Regions from separate parts of the Homo sapiens genome. Here region 2 is linked to region 1. A link is an interaction called in ENCODE POLR2A ChIA-PET data of the cell type or tissue named here. Cell type or tissue: Panc1. All regions are shown on one strand. Each heading gives the region's core, and the rest is flanking DNA. Links, peaks and the distances in the headings are about the cores only.

What was found. ChIA-PET counts read pairs that join two places held together with the same protein. Peaks named below come from ENCODE experiments on the same cell type or tissue, not always from the same donor. Only the 100,000 strongest peaks of a DNase experiment are listed, where the experiment ranks them.
Region 2: POLR2A ChIA-PET joins it to region 1 with 5 read pairs; 2 of 35 experiments call an interaction of 5 or more read pairs at or near these places.

What each region holds. Positions count from the first base shown.
Region 1 is chr15:70,306,053-70,316,552 of GRCh38, forward strand. No RefSeq gene overlaps it. Among named protein-coding and RNA genes, the nearest start is that of LINC02205, 190 kb to the right of the region's middle. In Panc1, for the core only: no CTCF peak of the experiment used is centred there; no DNase peak of the experiment used is centred there.
Region 2 is chr15:69,590,857-69,593,356 of GRCh38, forward strand. It overlaps PCAT29 (prostate cancer associated transcript 29), which reads left to right and starts at 1,344. Exons shown (of 4, transcript NR_126438.1): 1 at 1,344-1,457. In Panc1, for the core only: no CTCF peak of the experiment used is centred there; a DNase peak (open chromatin) is centred at 1,253; H3K27ac peaks cover 1,797 bases.

The DNA of each region.
Region 1 (10,500 bases), core at 3,514-6,013:
GTGTGTCTCAGTATTTCATTCATTAATAAAAATGAAATACTCCGCAATAAAGCTGAGTGGTATTCCGTGGTATAGATATACAAAGTTCACTTAACCATTCACCTATTGTAAGACATTTTGAATGTTTCCAGTTTGGGACTATTACAAATAAAGCTGCTATGAATGGTCATGTACAGTTTTTTGTGTGGATATGTTTGCATTTCTCTGGGCTAAGTGCCCAGAAGTACGATTGCTGGGTCGTATGGTAAGTGTATGTTTAGACTTTTAAGAAACCACCAAACTGCTTTCCAGGGTAGCTGCGCCATTTTACACTCCCATCAGCAGCGTAGAGTAATCCAGTTTCTCTGCATCCTAGCCAATATTTGTATTTTCACTGTTTTTTATTTTAGCCATTCTGATAGGTGTGTAGTGATATTTCATGGTGGCTTTAATTTGCATTTCCTTTTTTAAATTTTTTTTCTTTTTAGAGACAGGGTTTTGCTCTGTTGTCCAGGCTGGAGTGCAGTGGCATGATTATAGCTCACTGCAGCCTTGGACTCCTGGGCTCAGCCAGTCCTCCCATCTCAGCCTCCCAAGTAGCTAGGACTATAGGTACGCACCACCATGCCCATAGAGATGGGGTCTCACTATGTTGCGCAGGCTGATCTTGAACTTCCTGCCTGAAGCAATTCTTGTGCCTTGGGCTCCCAAACCACTGGGATTACAGGCGTGAGCCACCATGCTGAGCTTGCATTTCCTTAACAGCTATTGATGTAGAACATCTCTTCATGTGCCTATTTGCCATCCGTATATCCTCTTTGGTAAAATATCTCTTCATGCCTTTTGCCCACTTTCTAATTGGATTGATTGCCTTCTTACTGTTGAGTTTTGAGGGTCAGATAGGTGGTCTGCAAATATTTTTCCCTCATTTAATCTAATGTTCACATTGCTACTGTTGGCCCTTAAAAGAAAGTTTTCATTTATTCATCTGACAAATAGTTTCCTAGACCCCACTGGATGCTGAGCACTTGTCTAGGAGCTGGAAATAGATAAGACAGATATAGCAGGGCCCTGGCCCATGGAGGCTCCCACTCTGGGGTCAAGGTGTGGAGCAGAAAAAGAAACAGATGTTTTCAACACCATGCAGTCAATAGCAAAAAGAGGCAGAGATGGGCTGTGTGAGAACACAGGAGTGAGGAAAATTGGCCAAAGTCTGAAGGACGAGTCTGCACCTGTGAGACGGGCAAGGGAATGAGGGCATTCCAAACAGAAGCAAGAGCCCATGCAAATGTGCCTGAGTATTCAAAGTTCATGGAAGCAAAGATTTGGAGGCCACAGGGCCCTGTGTGGTGGATGCTTTGGGGGATTCCTCGAAGTTGGGTTGGAATCTTGGAAGGCACTCACTGGTTGTACAAATGCATAAATGATTATGTTTAACCAGTACAAATACATAAATGGTTACACGGACTAGATATTTAACCTTTCTCAGACTCAGTTTCTCATGGGCAAAATGAGCTCAGTAATACCTACTTCCCAGAGACTACAGGAGGATTAGAAATAATGTACATACAGCATCTAGAACAGTACTAGGGATGGAATTATGTGCTTGACAAACACTAACTTTGGAAAATCAGGATGGAAAAACAGAGCACATTTAAAGATTGGCTTGGACCAGGCACAGTGGCTCACACCTATAATACCAGCACTTTGGGAGGCCAAGGTGGGTGGGTCACGAGGTCAGGAGTTTGAGATCAGCCTGGCCAACATAGTGAAACCCCATCTCTACTAAAAAAAATACAAAAATTGGCCAGGTGTAGTGGCGCATGTCTGTAGTCCCAGCTACTCAGGAGGCTGAGGCAGGAGAATCGCTTCAACCTGGGAGGTGGAGGTTGCAGCGAGACGAGATCGTGCTACCGCACTCCAGCCTGAGTGACAGAGTGAGACTCCATCTCAAAAAAAAAAAAAAAAAAAAAAAAAAAAAAAAAAAAAAGATTGGCTTGTAAGAGGGAACACCCATCAAAGCTGTGCTTCTTTTCAAGGGTCTCTCTCAGGCTCATCCCTTCAGTGGTTCCTCCTACCCTTGGGAGGGAATGAACCTCCTCCTATCTAGTCAAATCTATTTCCCTGTACTCTCCACCATACCCTTCCACCCTGCTGGGACCAGGGATGTTCTTCATCAATTAAAACACACTTCCTTTTGCTTCCTTCCCAGCAAGGTCTAAATGTCCTTTGGCACCAGCTTACAACTCTCCTTCCTTTCTCAGCCACATTTCTTGGAAGAGTTGTTTATTTTCACTTTCTTCACTTCCTCCTCAACTCACTCTTTAACTCAGTGTGGTCTCCCCCTCTGCCCAAACCCCAACCCCAGAACTGCTCTGGTCAAGGTCACCCGTGGCCTTTGTGACACTGACGTGAGTCATTATCTCACTGATCGCTGTGCAGCATTTGAGAAGGTGACACTTCCTCCTTCTTGAGACATTCTCCTGGCTTGGCTCTCAAGGGGGGTGCCTTTGCAGGTCTTTTCCTGCTGTCCCTGGGGGCTCCTCTCGTGAGTGCTTTGGCAGGCTTCTCTTCCTGCACCCACCTCAACATGAGAGGGCCCCCAGGGTTCATTCCTGTTTTCTGTTCTTCTCACTCAGCATGCTCATGTCCTCTTCCTGGGGTATTACCTGACCCCCATCCATGCCTTCTGTTAGTTTCTTCGGTTGGAACACTCTCAGGTCTCTATCCAAGCCACCCACAGGCCTCACTCCTGAACTGCAGACCACTGGATCCAAATGTCTACTGAATACAGATCTACATCTCAAACTCAACATGAATAAAATTGAGCTCACCCCCTCCAGAGACCAGACGCTTCTCTCTCATATCTCATCTTTCACAGAACAGTTCCTCACTCTTCCAGCTGCTGAGAGCACAATGGGAAGACACACAGAAAGGAGTAGTTGGAGAAGTGAGTGACGAGGTCAAAGTCCACTTAAGCCCCAGGGGAAACTGAGGCGCGGATGTTAGGGAGCAGCGGTCCACATGTGGCTGGAGTTCCGGAAAGGGATAAGGGCAGGAGATGTGATTTTGCTGATGCTCCAGCTGCTTCAGAGCAGACCTAAAGTCCTGGCTGGAAAACACAGCTCCTCTCCCACAAGCCCCTCGGCCAAATTGTACTTGAAGGCTCGGGCCCCCTCATCTAGGCTTGTGGGCTGCCAATGCAATGATCTACAAGGGCAGGAAATGAAGGAGAGGAGAAGGAAAGAAGGAAGGAAGGAAGGAAGGAAGGAAGGAAGGAAGGAAGGGTGAACTCTGAATATCTGAGACAAGTCTCAGTCAACTTAGGAAGTTTATTTTGCCAAAGTTAAGGACATGCACCCGTAACACAGCCTCAGGAGGTCCTGACAACAGGTGCCCAAGGTGGTCTGTGCACAGCTTGGTTTTATACATTTTAGGGAGACATGAGACATCAATCAATATATGTAAGATGAAACATTGGTTTGGTCTGGAAAGGTGGGACGACTCAAAGTGGGGAGGGTGTTCCAGGTTGCAGGTGGATAAGAGACAAATTGGGGCTTTGAGTTTCTGATTAGCCTTTCCAAAGGAGGCAATCAGATGTGCATGCATAGGGATGACTTTGAATAGAATGGGAGGCAGGTTTGCCCTAAGCAGTTCCCAGCTGGACTTAGTGATTTTGGGGTCCCAAGATTTATTTTACTTTCATGGAAGGAAGGAAGGAAAGAGGGAGGGAGGCAGGGAGCGAGGGAGGGAGGAATGATCCTGCTTGGTTCAGTGAGGGGAAAGGAGTTGGCCAAGGGAGAACTGAAAGGTCGGAAGTGAAAGTGGCCATGGGGGAGTGGGGAGGGGGATGCACGGGATTAGAGGCTAAAACAAAGTGACCTTGATGTGTTGATGAGGTTTGGAGAGAAAAGATTGAGTTACCCTTCTCCCCAGTCCTCACTGAGAACAAGTGAATTTGCACTTCCTGCCTTAATCTGGGTGGGGTGGGGTGGGAGAATCACTAATGACAACAGCAAGATAAACAAAAAATAAATAAACAAAAACGACCTCTCACAGGTGTAGAGTGAAGAAAGGACATTTGTTGGGCAAAAAAGAGAAAGCAAACAATTGTCCTGCTTTGACTGACAGTCAGCAAACATTTATTGAGGGCACACTAGTTCTTAGCACTTTAGATACTTATCACATTTTATCTTCACAAACATCATGTGCAGTAAATGCTTTTATCCTCATTTTACAGATGAGGAAACTGAGACTCAGAGACATTCTTGTTGGTGCCCACACAGTAAGAGGTGGTGGTGTCTGATTCCGATGCCTATGCTCTTGTTGTCATTGGTTTGTTAAGTCTTTATTTTACCTTTTAAAAAAAACATAAAGTGATACAAGTATGTACTTTAACAAGTCAACCAGTTCTACAAAGTTTGTGTAAAGAAAAACATTTATCAGACTCCCTCATAGAGGACCACTTGCAAGTTTTTTAATGAATTCATTTAATGCTTACCTCCATATCCTTATATGTTTGTATTGCTATTTATTGATATTTCTATTTGAAGCATTGTTTATTGACTTTGTATTATGGAAGAATGAGTTTTAGCACTTTCTCCCTCTTTCTCTCTCACTCACTTGATACACACATGCACATGTCCTAATCTCCATCCTTCCAATACAGTCATATAATTAATTTTCTTAATCAGTAGTCACTGGTGGCCAGGCACCGTAGCTCATGCCTGTAATCCCAGCACTTTGGGATTACAGCCAAAGTGGGTGGATCACTTAAGTCAAGGAGTTCGAGACCAGCCTGGGCAACATAGTGAGACTCTGTCTCTATTTGTTTTTAAGTAAAAAAAAAAATTATTAAAAAGAAAAAAAATCAGTCAGTGGTGACATTATTATGACTAAGTAATTACCATTCCTCAGAGCTGATTGACATAGTAAATTAGGATTCCTTTCCCTTTCCCGCATACCTTTTGTTTTCTTCAGAGTTGACAACTACTTTTGTTTTTCCTGGTGTTTGCATAGTTTTCTATTAACTTGTTAATTCAACATTCAAAATGGCTACCAGCTGTCTAACCAGAGTTAGACACATTAATACACAGTATTCTATCAGTTTCATTTCCATGAACAAATGTTTCACAGAGCTTTCTGCTCTTCTCCAATCGGGACTAGCCACCATCTCTGCCTGGGTCATGATTCTCATCCTGGGCTTTTCCACAGTCTTCATTTTGGGAACTCCCCTGGGATCTTTCTGTTTTGTATCTTTTCTTTTCTTTGTTCATCCCCTCGTTTTGTTTAGTATCTATGTTCTTCAGGAGTTTTCCCGACAAAAGATGTGCAGGAGTGTAATTTTGAACCCTCGTGTCTCTTCCTTCCTGGGCCCGTTCCCCCCAGAAAAGAGGTTTCTAGTGTCTTTCCTAGAGGGTATAAAACCAGATGCAGCCTACTGGGAGATTATGAGAGAAGATGGCTAGGGGACCTCAGCATTAACTATGAAAACGTTCTCTTACTCGTCCTGTTTTCAGCTGAGCCTCATGCCCCTCATCTCCGAGCAGAGACTTCACTTTATCTCCAGGCTTTGGCCATGGTACGGACTGGGTGGTTGCCTAGCAGTATGCAGTGGAGGCAGGGATCTGGGGTTCTAAAGCCTCTGAATGAATTGCTTTCACTTACAAATCCTTATTTTTGGCCCATCCCTTCACTCACTTCCAGAAGTACCTGACGCTGCCAGCTCCTGAGGCTTCTAAGGGTTCTGCTGTGTAAATCAAGTTGGTTCTCAGCTTTTCCCAATGCCAGCTCAAGAATCCTTATTTCTCCTGCTAAGTTTGTTACCACTTGTCTACCTGCTTTCCAGGTTCCAAAATTTTGTGATAAGACTCTTATCTCTTCTCTAGTTCTCTCCATCCTTATGGCTTTGTGCCTTCTAGATGCTTGTCTTCCTTATCTGTCCTTACCTAGGAATTCAAAGCCCCTGTTCCCTCCTCAATCACAGGTATTTCATGCTGAGAGTGGGCAGGCCCTATGTGCATGGGTCACTTCTCAGCCATAGAGCATCTCAGAGAGAAAGAAAATGAGCTTCTGGTGTGAAATCAACACGTTTCCAACAACAGAGTCAGGACATCTGAGACAAAGACTGACTCAGCCACAACCTCCCTGGGCAACCTTGAGCAAGTCATTTTGCCTTTGTTGCTGGATGTCAGTGTTCCCATCAGTGAAACAAAGCAAATGCCCCCTGCAACTTTCCATGAGAGTGATGAGAATCAAATGAGATGATGTGGAGATACAGCTCTCTGCATAATTTCAGGTACCACACAGTTATCTGGATTAATATTACTGGTCTTGAATCCAGGAAGTGCCAAGTATGCACCTGTGCTAAGTCTTCAAGATTCAGAGATGGGCAAGACCTCCCTTTTCCCTTTTCTTGGTGAAGTTCATGGCATAGCAAAGGAGGCAGATGAATAAACAGAGTGAAATAAGCAAGACCGGAAATTGCATAGAGTGCACAGAAGAGAGAGACACCACTGCTGCCAGCTGGGGTAGGGGAGCAGAAGAGCTTCATAAGAATCGGACAGGAGTCCATCAGTCAGAGGAGGAGAAAAGTTTTCAAGACAGAGACTCGTATGAGCAAAAGAAAAGATATGTGCATCTGTCATGCTAGAGCAGAGTGCTGCAGCTTCATGGGTCTGGAGCTTGGCAGCCTAGGGACCACCTTGCACTTGCAAGTCAGAGATGGGGTGTGACATCGGTATGGCATGGCCAGATCTGCCTGTGGGTAGGTTGCCTCTGATGATGAGATGAAGGGTGGTCTGGAGAAAGGCCAGTCGAATCTCACAGTTCTGTCAGGATGGTATTCCCATAGTCGGGGGGAAGTAATGTGGTCCCAAATAAAGCAAGAACAGGTAAGACAGAGAGAAGACTATGGGTCTCAAGAAGTGAGTAAGAGGTCAAAGCATCAGGACTTGGTAATTAACTGGCTGTTGGGGATAAGAATAGTTGGAGGATGTAGCTTGACTCTTGGGCATCAGCTCTGATGGTTGGCTGGCTGGCTGGCTGACTAGAGGGGCTGTTTCCCAAGCCAGGGAATACAGATGAAAGTAAAGGAAGGGCAAAGAGAAAAGAGAGGAGGTCAACGGCTTGAGTGCAGGCGTGTAGAAGACTGATAGGCCTACATGATACAACAGGAGATGACAACGGGGGAGGTGAAAGTATGAATCACGGGAGAGGCTAGAGGTAGCAGCCATTTTGGTGTCAGTCATTCAAGCATAACTACTACCACTATCACGATCACTACCATCACCATCATCATCACCATCGTCATCACCACCCCACCACCCTCATCATGACCACTACCACCACCATCACCCTTACCTCCACCACCATCTGCCATTAATACCATCACCACCACCAACCCCACCCCACCACCGCTATTCCCACCACCTCCAGCACCACTGCTGCCACCACTACCACCATCCTAATAGAGATTATTTACATTCTCTCAACTTCACAGAAACTTGTCTCTCTTCCAGGTCAGAGAGAAACCACCTGGGCCCATGCCTGCCCCATGCTGGGTATTCAGAAACTATGAATATTACATCCAACTGATGATAGATATCAGTGTCAAAAACAGAGTCCCTGCCCTGCAGCCCAGCTCATCCAGCCTGCCCAAAGTTTCTCTTGAGTGGTTTGTGCACCAACCCTCACCCAGGGCCTGTGTCTGCAGACTGCAGTCTGCCCTCTTCACTTCAGCCAAGTATGCTGAGCCAGGGCCTGCCCTTCTCACAGTGGCCAGGCTCTCATGCTTCTCATCGCTGTGTGAATTGGTCAGTACTGAAGGTGTATATGCCCCCTTCTGCTATCTCTCCCCTGCCTGCTCTGAACTTCTATGCCCTCTAAAAGCCCACCTCCTACACCTTCCCTGCCAACCCTTCCCTGGTCTTCCAGACTCCCTGCTTCAGAATCAGCAACTCCTCTCCCTGTTCGTCTGAGCTGTCCTTCCACTATCAGCCTTACCAGGAACATGCTTCTTCCCTGAGGCTATGTCCTCTTACAGGGCCCTCCTATGAGAGGCCCCTTGGTGGTGGCATGTTTTTGTAGTGAGCCCTGAGTCCTCCTGAAGTTTCTCCAGATTCCTGCAACTGAACTCATCCCTTCCTCATCTTGCCATGGCAGCATGCTCTCACGCCTCCTTTGGAGTCAGGCTTCAACATGCACCAGCTGTGTGACCATGAGCAAGCCACTGGCTCCTCTGAGTCTCAACTCCTTTATCTGAAAAATGGGACTCTGTCACTGACATGAAATGACGTAGCATATATAGGTTGACTCGGAAATGGCCTTGCACATCCTAGGTGTGAGATACATTTTCATTATCTCTTTATTTCCCTAACTCACAGCCTATCACCTACAGGTTTTGTAATTGTTGTTGTTATTTATGGTCTTGCCTATTCTATCCTTATTAGGCTTTAGTTAGTTAAGTGCAGAATTGTAAACCAGAAAGTATCTGAGACAGGTCTCAATCGAGAGGTTTATTTTGCCAAGGTTAAGGACCATGGCTCATGATACATTTTCAGGAGGTCCTGAGAACACGTCTTGGTTTTATACATTTTAAGGAGACGGAAGAAGTTACAGGCAAAGAAATAAACCAATACATATAAGGTATATATTGATTGGCCCAGAAAGGTGGGATATCTCGAAGTAGGGTGAGTGTAGGCTTCCAGGTCATAGGCGGTTTCAAAGATTTCTTGATTGGCAATTGGCTGAGAGAGTTAGGCCTTGCCTGAAGAGTTGAATTCAGCATAAAGAGACCTTGAGTTTAGATAAGGCAGGATTGTGAAGCCAAGGTTCTTGTCATGTAGATGAAGCCTCCAGGATTCAGAGAGAAAAGATGGTGAATGTCTGTTATCAGGTGTCAGTCTCTCCTGAAAGAGCTAGTGAGGGAAGGAGATTTTCTACAGAATGCAAATTTCCCCAAGAGAGAGCTTTGCGGGGCCATTTCAAAATATGCCAAAGAAATATATTTTGGGGTAAAATACTTTTATCTCCTTCAAGGCCTGCTATTTGTCATGGGACCAGAGTCAGGTTGGAATTTAGTATCTCATTGCTATGAAGAGTCTGTTTTGTCAGCCTTCAGATTTCTGTTTTCATGTTAATGCTGGTCAGCTGAATCTAAACTCCAAAAAGAGGGGGCTACAATGAGGTATGTCCAATCCCTGCTTCCTGTCATTCCCAAAATTAGTTTTTCAAGTTTCTTTGGGGTCTCCTTGGTGAAGAGGGGGGCTCCATTCCGTCATTTAGGGGACTTAGAATTTTATTTTTGGTTTACAGAGACTATATCAAATATGCTGTGAATCTCTCATTGCTCTTTATCCATAATAGGTGCTCAATGAATGTTGGTTAAATGACTGAGTGAATTGATTTTGTGGCTGTCCAGCAGCTGCAAATGCTTGTTCATTTGGAAGTTAAGCTCAGAGAAATGAGAAGGTACATCCTACATCCTTCTGTGTCCTCTTCAACCAATTCACACTAATGGGGGTTATTTCACCCCATCCCCCTCCAATTGTATGGATACATCAGGGCTGGCTGATTAGAAAAGGTGACAGTTCCACTGGGCTCATAGATTAGCATCAGCTAATCAGAGGTGGCTTCCTGGAGAAGCTAAGATTCAACCTGCAGTTTTGCAACCCCACTGCACATAGAATCACTTGGGAGCTTAAAAACCCCAATTTCCATAGGCCACACCCCAGGCCAATGAAATAAAGATATCTGGGGCTGGGGCAGAGACATCAGCAATTGTTACAGCTCCCAGGTGACGATTGGTAGCTGAGTTTGAAAACCTCTGGGTTAGAGGCTGGTTTTGAAAGACAGGGGTGACCCATGGGAGGGGCAGAAGGGTATCTGCCCTGGGGGGAGTTCTGCCACTCTTCTTGCCTAGATGCCTGTGTTCTTTTTCTTTCTTTCTCTCTCTCTCTTTTTTTTTTTTAAACTCAATTCCAGCTCATTTTCCCTGCTGACAAGTGGGAACATCTCCTTCCAGAGCCTACATTAATAACGCCTTGTATCCCCAGGGACATTATGAGCCTCTCTCTGTTCAGAGCCCCCTTCCCTGCCCATCAAAGGCCATGGGCACCAGGAGGAGACAGGTGGGATTTACATGGTAACTCCAATTAAGACAAATGTCAGCTCCTTCTCTGCAGGCTGCCCACACTCACCCGGTCATGTAGCTCCTGCTCAGCGTGGGAGTTCAAGAATGCTTTGCTGTAGTTGTCAGGCTCCCATGGAAGCAGTCAGAAGGAAGCAGAAGGAGATGGTGAGCAAGAGGGCAGGGCCGGCCCTGGCAACCCTGCTAGGAGGTGGCTCCCAAATCCCATATCTCCTTAGTATCATCCTATGGGGGCCACACTTAGAAGCTAACTTTAAGGGCTCCTGCAGGTCCCAGTCCCAGGGGCCGCAGGGCTTGCCGTTTGTTTCTCTGAGCCTGCTCAAGGGACCCCTACCAGCTGAAGGAGACCCTCAACCACAGTGAGGCCCCAT
Region 2 (2,500 bases), core at 1-2,500, 720 kb before region 1:
TATTCACTCATTTTTTCATCCAATATTTTTTAGCATCTGCTATGTATTATGTTCTGTGTTAGGTGCTGGGTGTTCAAGGAGGTAAATGAGAGCTGTGGTCCCTGCAAAGGCCAAGAGCACTCTGAGGAAACATCAGTACCTGGGGAGGCAGTGTGTGGTACCCAGCGGAGTGTGTGATGGGTGATGGGCATGGGCGGAACACTCACACAGAAGTGGCAGCGTGCCACAGGGGTGGCTGCAGGGGTGGCCATGCCTGGGGAAACGCGACTGCCTGGTTTGTCAGTGGGCCCTGTAGGACAGCAGTGAGGCACCTCCCAGGCAGCTCTGCAAGTGGCACTCCAAAGGAGAGCTGGAGAATAGAGGAGGGAAAAATGGGAATTCCTTGAGTCATAATTGGGTAGAGCTTTAGAAGGGGTTGAAGGTCATAAGTGGGAAACATGAGCCTAGAAAATATTGCTTACACATGAAAAAATGGCAGGCAGGATCAAACAGCAAATTGCAACCTGACATGCATGCTAGGGTCATGTCTGTGAAAATTCTACCTTTGGGAGGTAATGTGCCAAAAGAAAAAAAAAAAGAGACAAGAGAGAAGACTGTTGATTGAATGATGGGGGTAAGCTTATGGGTGATTTGTTAGATGGTTTTAAATGTTTAATCTTATTATGTAGTAGCTATAATCTTATCATTACAGTAGTAATACTAAAATTGAGGAGTAGAACAATGATAGAGTTTGGGGGGATGAGAGATGTTTTCTTGAGATTCATTTCACATAGTAAAAGAAAACCCAATAAAAGTAAGATGGAATGAATCCCCTCTACATCTTCTTCTGTGACTGGGTCAGGCAGCTGTGAGCAGCTAAGAGAAGCCCTGATCTTACAGGTGATTCAGCTCCACTTCCACTTCTTTTTGGGACTCACTGGGGATTATTTGTTTCTCTTAATGGGCAACAATTAGCTAATACCCCACCACTACAAGCAAAGTAAAAACTGGGCCTGTGTTAACAGTTCTCTTTTTGATGGGGTCATTGGTGTAACAGATAACTTCTAGCTGCATTAGGACTGGTAGCACATCAACATTGCCTCTCTGTTGTGAAAGGAAAATAGAAACGGCTAAGTCAACCATATATAAAGGCTTATATTTGCTCTTCAAAAGTTTTTTTTTTTTTTCAACATATCTTTGCTGGGGTTGGGCCATAGCTTGATGGGTATTTGTTGAATGACTAATTATTGACTTATAGGCTAACAGCCTCCTTTGAAGTAGGCTGAGCAAACAAACCATTAAGTGGAACATGGTGTCTAGGTTACACAGCTCACTCATCTGCTAATCACTGGGGCACACTGCTGGTTATTATTACCTGAGACCCTGAAAGGAAGCACTAAAGAAATGAAGACAGAGGAATACCAGGAGAGAAAGGAGGTCCAGTTAGACCTAAAGGTGGGCAAGAAGAAGAAGAAGAGGTGAGATCCTCAGTATTGAACAAGTACAGTGCAGCACATAGGTGATGTCTTAATAGGGGTCTTGGTCAATAATTGTTTGGTTGCAAGAAATAGAAGTATTATAAATTTAACTCTCAGTAATAACAATGATTTCGTTGGAAGGCTATGAGGAATCTCACCGACTTCAAGGGCAGGGATGACAACCAGACCCGTGAGAGGCTCAGAGACTTTCCTAGCTTCTTGCCTGTGTTTCTCTGGGTGTTTTTTTTTTTTTTTTTTTCATCTCAGCTTATCTCAGTAGCTTTGTTTCATTCTTTTCTCTGCAGACTGGCTTTCTCTGTTTTGCCTTTTCTTTTTCTCCTTCTTTCTTTCCTTCCTTCTCTCTCTCTTTCTTTCTTTTTTTTTTTTTTTTTTTTTTTTTTTGACAGAGTTTTGCTCTTGTTGCCCAGGCTGGAGTGCAATGGCACAATCTTGGCTCAGCGCAACCTCTGTCTCGTGGGTTCCAAGCGATTCTCCTGCCTCAGCCTCCGGAGTAGCTGGGATTACAGGCATGCACTACCATGCCCGGCTAATTTTGTATTTTTGGTAGAGACGGAGTTTCTCCATGCTGGTAAGGCTGGTCTCGAACTCCCGACCTCAGGTGATCCACCCGTTTGGGCCTCCCAAAGTGCTGGGACTGCAGGCATGAGCCACCACACCCGGCTGTTCTGCCTTTTCTAGGTTTTAACTTGTTCACTTAAACTTGGACATGATCTCTCAGGTTATGGGCCCAATACCAAGAATCTAAGTCCAGAGACCCAGGAGACAGAATCTGATTGGTCAATGGCTAGCCAATGGGGTGCCTCCCCTCAGTCAGGAGTCCATTGCTGTTCCAACAGCTGCAGCCAGGGAGAGGTACGTGAATGTGGATAAACATGGTGGCAGGGACAGTTCCTGTGGGTGGTCAGAAAAGGAGGCACTGACTGAGCAGGCAGCACATTGGCTAACATGTCTGCTGTGGGGAAAACTGGAATGACTTGGCTGTTGGATAAAATACTCAACCACATGTAGAAAATGCCCACCAT